2 separate regions of the Mus musculus genome follow, and region 2 is linked to region 1. A link is a contact called in ENCODE Hi-C data. All regions are on one chromosome and are shown on one strand. The core of a region is the stretch at or near the end of the contact, and the rest is flanking DNA. Distances in the headings are between cores, read along the strand shown.

Region 1 (3,338 bases), core at 525-3,024:
ACATACCTAAGTCAGCTCGTTTCATGGCCACACTAATGGACCTTAGCTAAGAAATCTGTCCTCTCTGCATTTCCAGGCCCTGAGGGTGCTGGAGACAGTGAACATGGCCGCCTGGCATGAACCTCGGCCACTACTCCCTACCTAAACCTGCCTTGGATGTTATTCCCAGAATGGGTTGGTACTGCCTCATAAGTGGCGGCAGGGGGTTGCAGGGGCCAGCGACAGGCTGGAGAGCCGCTCTCCATGTGGCTGCAATGCTAACACAATGAAGGCCATGGCCAGGGGTAGAGGAGAGCTGCTGGGGGCCAAGCCACCATCTGTGTAAGTCTATCTTATCTCTGAGTGGGGGTGGGGTCCTTACACAGTGCCTCGGGAGGCTTTGCTTTCTTTTTAGGTTTCTAAAAATAATCAGGCTTATGTGTGTCCGTGTAAGTGTATGACACCCAGTCCAGAGGAGGATAGGAGATCCCCTGCAGTTGGGTATCAGGCAGTTGTAAACTGGGAACCCAACTTGGGTCCTCTGGAGGAACAGCAAGCGTCCTTAATTACTGCGCCATCTCTTCAGGTGTGTGTGTGTGTGTGTGTGTGTGTGTGTACTTCCCCACTACAAATACGTACACTCAAACACAGGAGTGCACGTGCGTGCACACACTCCTATCTAGAGCTCCATGTAGACCTCAAACTCACAGAGCTCTCCCTGCTTCTGCATTTCAAAGGCTGGGGCAGCAGTTACAAGGTAGACTGATCTAGAAGGCCAGTTACCCAGCACCAGAGAATCTCCATACAGCGAACTAGCCTTAGCGCTTGGAGCTTCCAAAGTTCACCTCTCACTTAAGCAGCAGGGATTGACCAAGAGAGTGACCAGAGACACCTTAGCTCGGGACCTGTATTTCTTGTGAGCCCACCAACAACATTTAACTGGCTCCTGGCAGGGCTCCTTAATATCAGTATACATCTGTCACCACGCTAATTTTAAAATAATGACACCATTCCCAAGAAAACCTCATTATCAGTTTCTTCCTTTGATCTACCATCCTCCAAGCCCGAGGTGACTACCGGTCTCCCCTCTGTCTCTGGCTTTGCCTGTTGTAGATATTTCACATGAAGGGAATGAGGCAATATGGTTTTATGTTTGTCTTCTTGCACTCAGCCGGATGTTTCCAAGGGAGAATCATGAATGGTCTACTGGTTAGGACATGCTAAGTGGGTCTCTAGGTGGTCTCTGTGCAGACATCACAGGCTGTACTCACATAAACTTGTGGAACCACTTCTGTATGTACTGATTGTCACTGTGAGGCCATTATCTGCTCGTTCACGCTAGCATGAACGAGTGCAGGTCCTGTGGATGCCCTACAATACTACCGGTCAACATCTGCATTTGTCCCAAGGCCTGCCTTCCTACTTACCTCATCTGTGGGGAGCCCGACCAGGACATGTAGAGCAGGATGAGAAAGAGGAGCACCACGAAGGTAGCCAGGCTCAACCACAGGGCGATGACAATGGAATCTGCAGGAAGGGACAGAATCAGCTGAGTCCACCAGGCAGCCGAATGGTCCTCAGCCAGAAGTCAGGAGACAGTGCATCCCAGAGCCAGTGACTGTGTGGAAATGGTGTCTCTGCTAGCTGTTAGCACTGGGAAGGTTTCCAGTAACAGCCTGGGGAGGAAAGAGAAGTGTACGTGCAGCTTCTCCTTGGCTGATGGCAAACTGAGTGTTATCTTGGGCTCCGCACAAGCTTTCTCCAGCAGCCACTGCTGCTTGGAAGAAGAAGAATCCTTAGCGGTGACGTTGCAACTTCCTTTTCTTGTTGTGTAACAAGACTCTTGCTGAGCCTTGGTGACAGGCCCCAGGAGGGACAGCATCAGGGACCCCATTCCCAAAACCTAGAAGAACTTCCCAGGGCCTGTTAGAGATTAAGAGCCTTACCACTGTGGAGAAGTAGGCTGGCACCTGGTTCCGTGGAGTGGAACTAGCTAGTGACTCAGGTAGAGAAGCAACAGTCACTGTTGTACCCAGCACCGCACTGTGACCGTATGTATGGCTCAGGGCAAGAGGAAACCAGAAAATAGGCTTAGTCTCCTCTGTCCCTGTGGAGAGCCTGGCAGGTCAGAAGGCTCCAGGTTAGGAGCATTTGGCAGGTGGCTGGGGAATGTTCATAATATGGGGGTTAGGGGGTGGTTACCTATGTCTGTGAGAATGACAAGGTAACCTCAAGACAACGTGTCCAAGCTGGGAGAGTCTAGATACCCCTCAATGTGTGGCCAAAAGAGACTGTTGGGGAATAGTAACCCAGTGAGTACTTACTAAGCACAGAGCCCTGCAGTGCAGCCTTCTGTTAGTGTGAATTGCTACACAGATGTTGAGAGCTAGCACAAAAGACGGTCTCACACTGCATCAAAACAAAAGGTTCTTTGTGAATACTCTACAGACAGATGAGCAACCATCCACAGAAATCATCATATGAGAGATGTGTAAGTTATCTAAGTGGATGGAAATGGGGCTCTGGGCATATGTATTGGCACCCCTGCTCTTAGGGCTCCCAGCCATTCCAAGGTGAGGAGTGCTAGCGAGTGGGTACCACATCCTCAGATGCTTATGTCCACTATGGAAGCCCATGGTACACCCATAGAGCCCCCACAATGCTGCCACGACCGTCAGTCATCTCCAGGTGATTCTCGGGACCCAGTTTAACATGGGTGCATACAGACAGCTGCTGTGTTCTGTAGGGAATAAGCGCGAGAGAAGAGTCTGTCTATTTTTAGTACATATCTGATTTTTTTTCAAGTAATTTCAATCTGTGAACATATATCGTTGGCCATATTTGAAAAGAAAATGCTATCTCTGTTTCCTATGACCCAGACAGGTAGACAATCAGAAGATTTGCAGAAGTGGACCTCGGACCCTAACAGTTAACATCAAAACTGAGGCTTAGGACAGAGGAGGCGATTCCTTTGGTAAAGAGCCTACTGTGCATGCATGAGGACTTGCGGTCAGATCCCAGGCTCGCATGGAAAATGTAGGTGCTCATCTGTAACCCTACTGCTGGGAGCTAGGAGTGAAACAAGGGGACCCCCAGAGATCACCGGCCGGTCAGCAGTTGATGAGCTCCTGGGCTTCAGGTTTAATGAGTCACCCTGTCTTAATAAAGTTAAGTGGCAAGGGATTGAGGAAAGATGTCCACTAGCATATGTGTGCTTGCACACTATACTACACACACACACACACACACACACACACACACACACACACACACACACGGGGCGGGGGGGGGGGGTTGCTATACTTTGATAAAGACACAAGCCCCTGCATTTTAATACATCAGTCCTTTACAGCATTCAC
Region 2 (3,338 bases), core at 540-3,039, 63 kb before region 1:
TAATTCTGAGTAATTACTTGCCATCGGGTATCCCTTTATCTAAGGCTAGGATGGACAGGGGCAGCTTCTATGTAATTGAGGCTAGGATCCTGAGTACCCTGGTAAGTTCCCTGGTCTCACTAATTCTTGTGGGTTTAAAAAATATTTTGTGAGCTGTGTGTGTGTGTGTGTGTGTGAGAGAGAGAGAGAGAGAGAGAGAGAGAGAGAGAGAGACTTGCCACAGCATGCATGTAGAGGCCACAAAGCAATTTGTGAGAGGAGGTCTCTCCTTTCACCGTGTGAGTTCTGGGGATTGAGCTGAGACCATCACCCTCCCAGCCACACCCCCACCCCCAATTATTTATAACTTCCACTAGTACAGAGAGATGATAATTTCCCCCAACATCACATAAGCTAAACTCAAGGCTTTAGACTGTTTCTTCCTTCTTCTTGCTGCCTTTTGTTTGGGTCCTGGTGAGTGTCAACATGGGCAATTGGTCACAAGTCGGTCTTCAGCCTCTTCTCTCAAAATTATTCATGGTTTTAGTCATCTTCATTTTTCTGACAGGCCCGGGACCTAGGGATTCCCACAGATGCAGTTGTTTCTGTAGGCTACAGGCTCAAAGTCAAAGGCAAGTGTTGTTGTTGTTGTTTGTTTGTTTGTTTTTCTCTTAGGGACTCTAAAATCATAGGAGTGACAGGGACCACATTCTTAGATGCTTAAAAGATACTTGCTTCCAAAAGTGTGCCTTATTAGACTAGAAGAATATGACAGAGAATTTCAGAAACCATCGATTTCCCAACTAACAGGCTAGTTTGGAATTTTAAATACATACCAAGATATTGATAAGATCTGTTTTTTTTAATTATGCAACTGACTGTTTTTACTTTCCCACATTTTTGCCAGAGCATTGAATGCAGCCTGTAAATCAACAGCTTACAACAAATAAAAACTGTATCGTACTCTCTGTCCCCTTAAAGCAGTTCTTTAAACATTACATTACTTGCCGTTCTCCAGCCCAGGACTGGGGAGAGCCGGCTTTGTTGTCTCCTTTTTAACGAGGGTGCTGAGATGCGGGCACTGTCCAAGGAGGTTTTCTTAAATGCTTGCTTTCTTTGATCGCCCCTGGCCTTCAGCACCACAGAAGGAGTGCATCAAGGTTTGGGGGAAGCAAGCGTGGATGGAGGTTACTTGAAATGACATCTAACCAGCCTAGGCCTTCTGGCTAGGGTTGTGACAAAAACTGGGGATTCAGGGTTACGGACACTCTGGACCACATTCCCAAGCTAGGGCTTTTCAGAGGTAAGTCCACCTGATGTCAAGCCCTCGGGAATTCACCCGGCTTACACTTACACGCAGGGGGCTTGAACTGAGGAAGTATCAATCTCATGAAGTTGTTCAAAGGATATCATTAAAATGCTCAGAGATTTTTAAATATCTGAGCTCTTTGTGCTGCTCTTTGTGGGTCTGGGAGTTCTTCCTGCTCAGGGAGTTGCGGGAGCAGGGGAAGCATTTTGATCCATCTGCCCCAGATTGTTGCAGCTAAGGGCGGGTATGTGATTTTTCTTTGCAGGCAGAGCACAGCCAGAGAACCCTTGGGGAAATCCCAGGCCCTACAGGCCCCACCCAAGCACCAAGCCACGCCCACACCACCCAGAGACACGCCCCAGAAGGCCCCGCCCCCAGGTGTTCTACCTTCTCCACGCCCCCTTCAGCAGGCCCCGCCCCTTCCGCCCTTTCTCACCCGAAGACCGGCTCTTTTACCGGCTTCCCCTCATAGGCTCCGCCTTTCCTTCCAGTCCCGCCCCTTCCTTGCCGCCGGTGCTTCCGGTCGCGTGGGTTTTCCGAGGGTGCCGTTTTGCTGGCCCGGTGGTTTGGGCCATGGGGGTCCCCAAGAGGAAGGCGTCAGAGGGTCCCAGCAGCGCGGCGTCCCCCGCTGGCACAGTCAAGCGAACGCGAGCGGAGGAGTTCACGGGCGTGCGGTTCAAGACCCTGCTGAAGGATGCGCAGGGCCCAGGACCGGGTGAGTGGGAGCGGACTCCTCAGCTTCGGGGCAGTAGCCGGCACAGCGGCGCCTCGGAGCCCGGCTCGGAGTTAGTCAAGAATAGTTCAGTGAGATAGCTTGCTTGGGCTGTCAGTAGCCGTTCCCATAGTAACCAACTGTCAACCCTGATAATGGCGGGATGTCACGTGTAACAAGTTCCATAAGGACCTACAACTAAATCGAGTGACTAGGATTGTCCGGACCGGTAACCGAGAGGGGCCAGATTCTGTAATTTAATTTCACTCGCTGCAGAGTGTGACACCACTTCACAACGACTTCTAATCGTGCAAGGAGTACATTGGTTGTGAGGAGAACCACAGTTGAACATGTTACCATGTTCAGACGTCAACGCGGTGGTAAAAACAAGACAGCGAAATATTTCTCTTAGGTTAACAAAACTACAAAGTTAATAAACTATCGCAGGGCTTGATGGTTCGTGCCTTTAATTCAGCACTTTAGAGGGAGGAAGAGGCAAGAGGATTTCTGTCAGTTGAAGGCCAGCCTTATCTTCTTAGAAAGTGCCAGACCAAGTACACCTTGACTTCCAACATTAGAAATATTTGAAGATTAAGGATAGAATTGGTGCCATCCTGACAGTGTCATGTTGGCAGAGCACTCCTGACTGCTGCTGCTGCTGCCAGTCCAAAGAAGAGTAAGCTGTCCGTCTCCCTGAACTGCCCTGGGCTAACTCAAGCCAGGGGACTCGGTAAACACTATATAGTGAGACCCTGACTCAAAAAGTATTCTCAGCTAATGTTTTTCTTACAATTTTTATTTTTAAACGTTTGGTGCCTCGCCTTGGTCGTTTGCTTAGAAGATGACACCTTTGCTAGCACAGAATTTAGCGCCCCACACACTTATTCGATATTTAATTGCAGTTGCTGTTTGTTAGGTAGAGATGTAATGGGCGAATAAAACCCTGGCACAGGTCTTGCCATTGCAAATCTGATAGTTTGGGAAAGCAGGTGACCAGCAAAGTCACATAGTCACGGGTCTTCCAGAAGGAGCCAGCTATCCATTGTGCCTAATGGGCCTGGGACCTTGATCTGTGAAATCAAAGAAGGCTTCCCCAAGGAAGCAGGTTTTTCATGAGTTGTAGAATTGTATAGGGAAAGGAGCCTTCCTGGCAGAAGAAAAGCGCCAGCTCGGTTCCTGAAAGGCTTCTGTCTACATTTCAGGGGACAGCTAGGTTGGCAGGTACATGACTAATGAAGTGATTGAAAGACGTTGCGAAGCTGAAGTCAGTGGGTGAATGTGGGAGTTTGGAGATTTTTATTTGACTATAATGTCAGGATTTTTCTCTCCCTTTCCCTC

What was found. Hi-C counts contacts between places; a loop is a spot of excess contacts on that map.
Region 2: a map of T-helper 1 cell shows a loop between it and region 1 (2.6-fold over the local background). The contact joins the promoter of Urb1 here to the enhancer-like site in region 1. A Hi-C loop is called at or near these places in 4 of 37 maps with a recorded cell type or tissue (T-helper 1 cell, T-helper 2 cell, adrenal gland and 1 more).

Annotation. Positions count from the first base shown.
Region 1 is chr16:90,745,692-90,749,029 of GRCm38, reverse strand. It overlaps Mrap (melanocortin 2 receptor accessory protein), which reads right to left. Exons shown (of 3, transcript NM_029844.4): 2 at 1,407-1,506. Among named protein-coding and RNA genes, the nearest start is that of Mrap, 9.2 kb to the right of the region's middle. Within about 2 kb of position 1,774, at least 1 of the 3 ENCODE cell types and tissues checked has a DNase peak (open chromatin) inside an H3K27ac peak, as active enhancers do.
Region 2 is chr16:90,808,864-90,812,201 of GRCm38, reverse strand. It overlaps Urb1 (URB1 ribosome biogenesis 1 homolog (S. cerevisiae)), which reads left to right and starts at 1,789. Exons shown (of 39, transcript NM_029497.1): 1 at 1,789-2,003. The coding sequence starts at 1,862.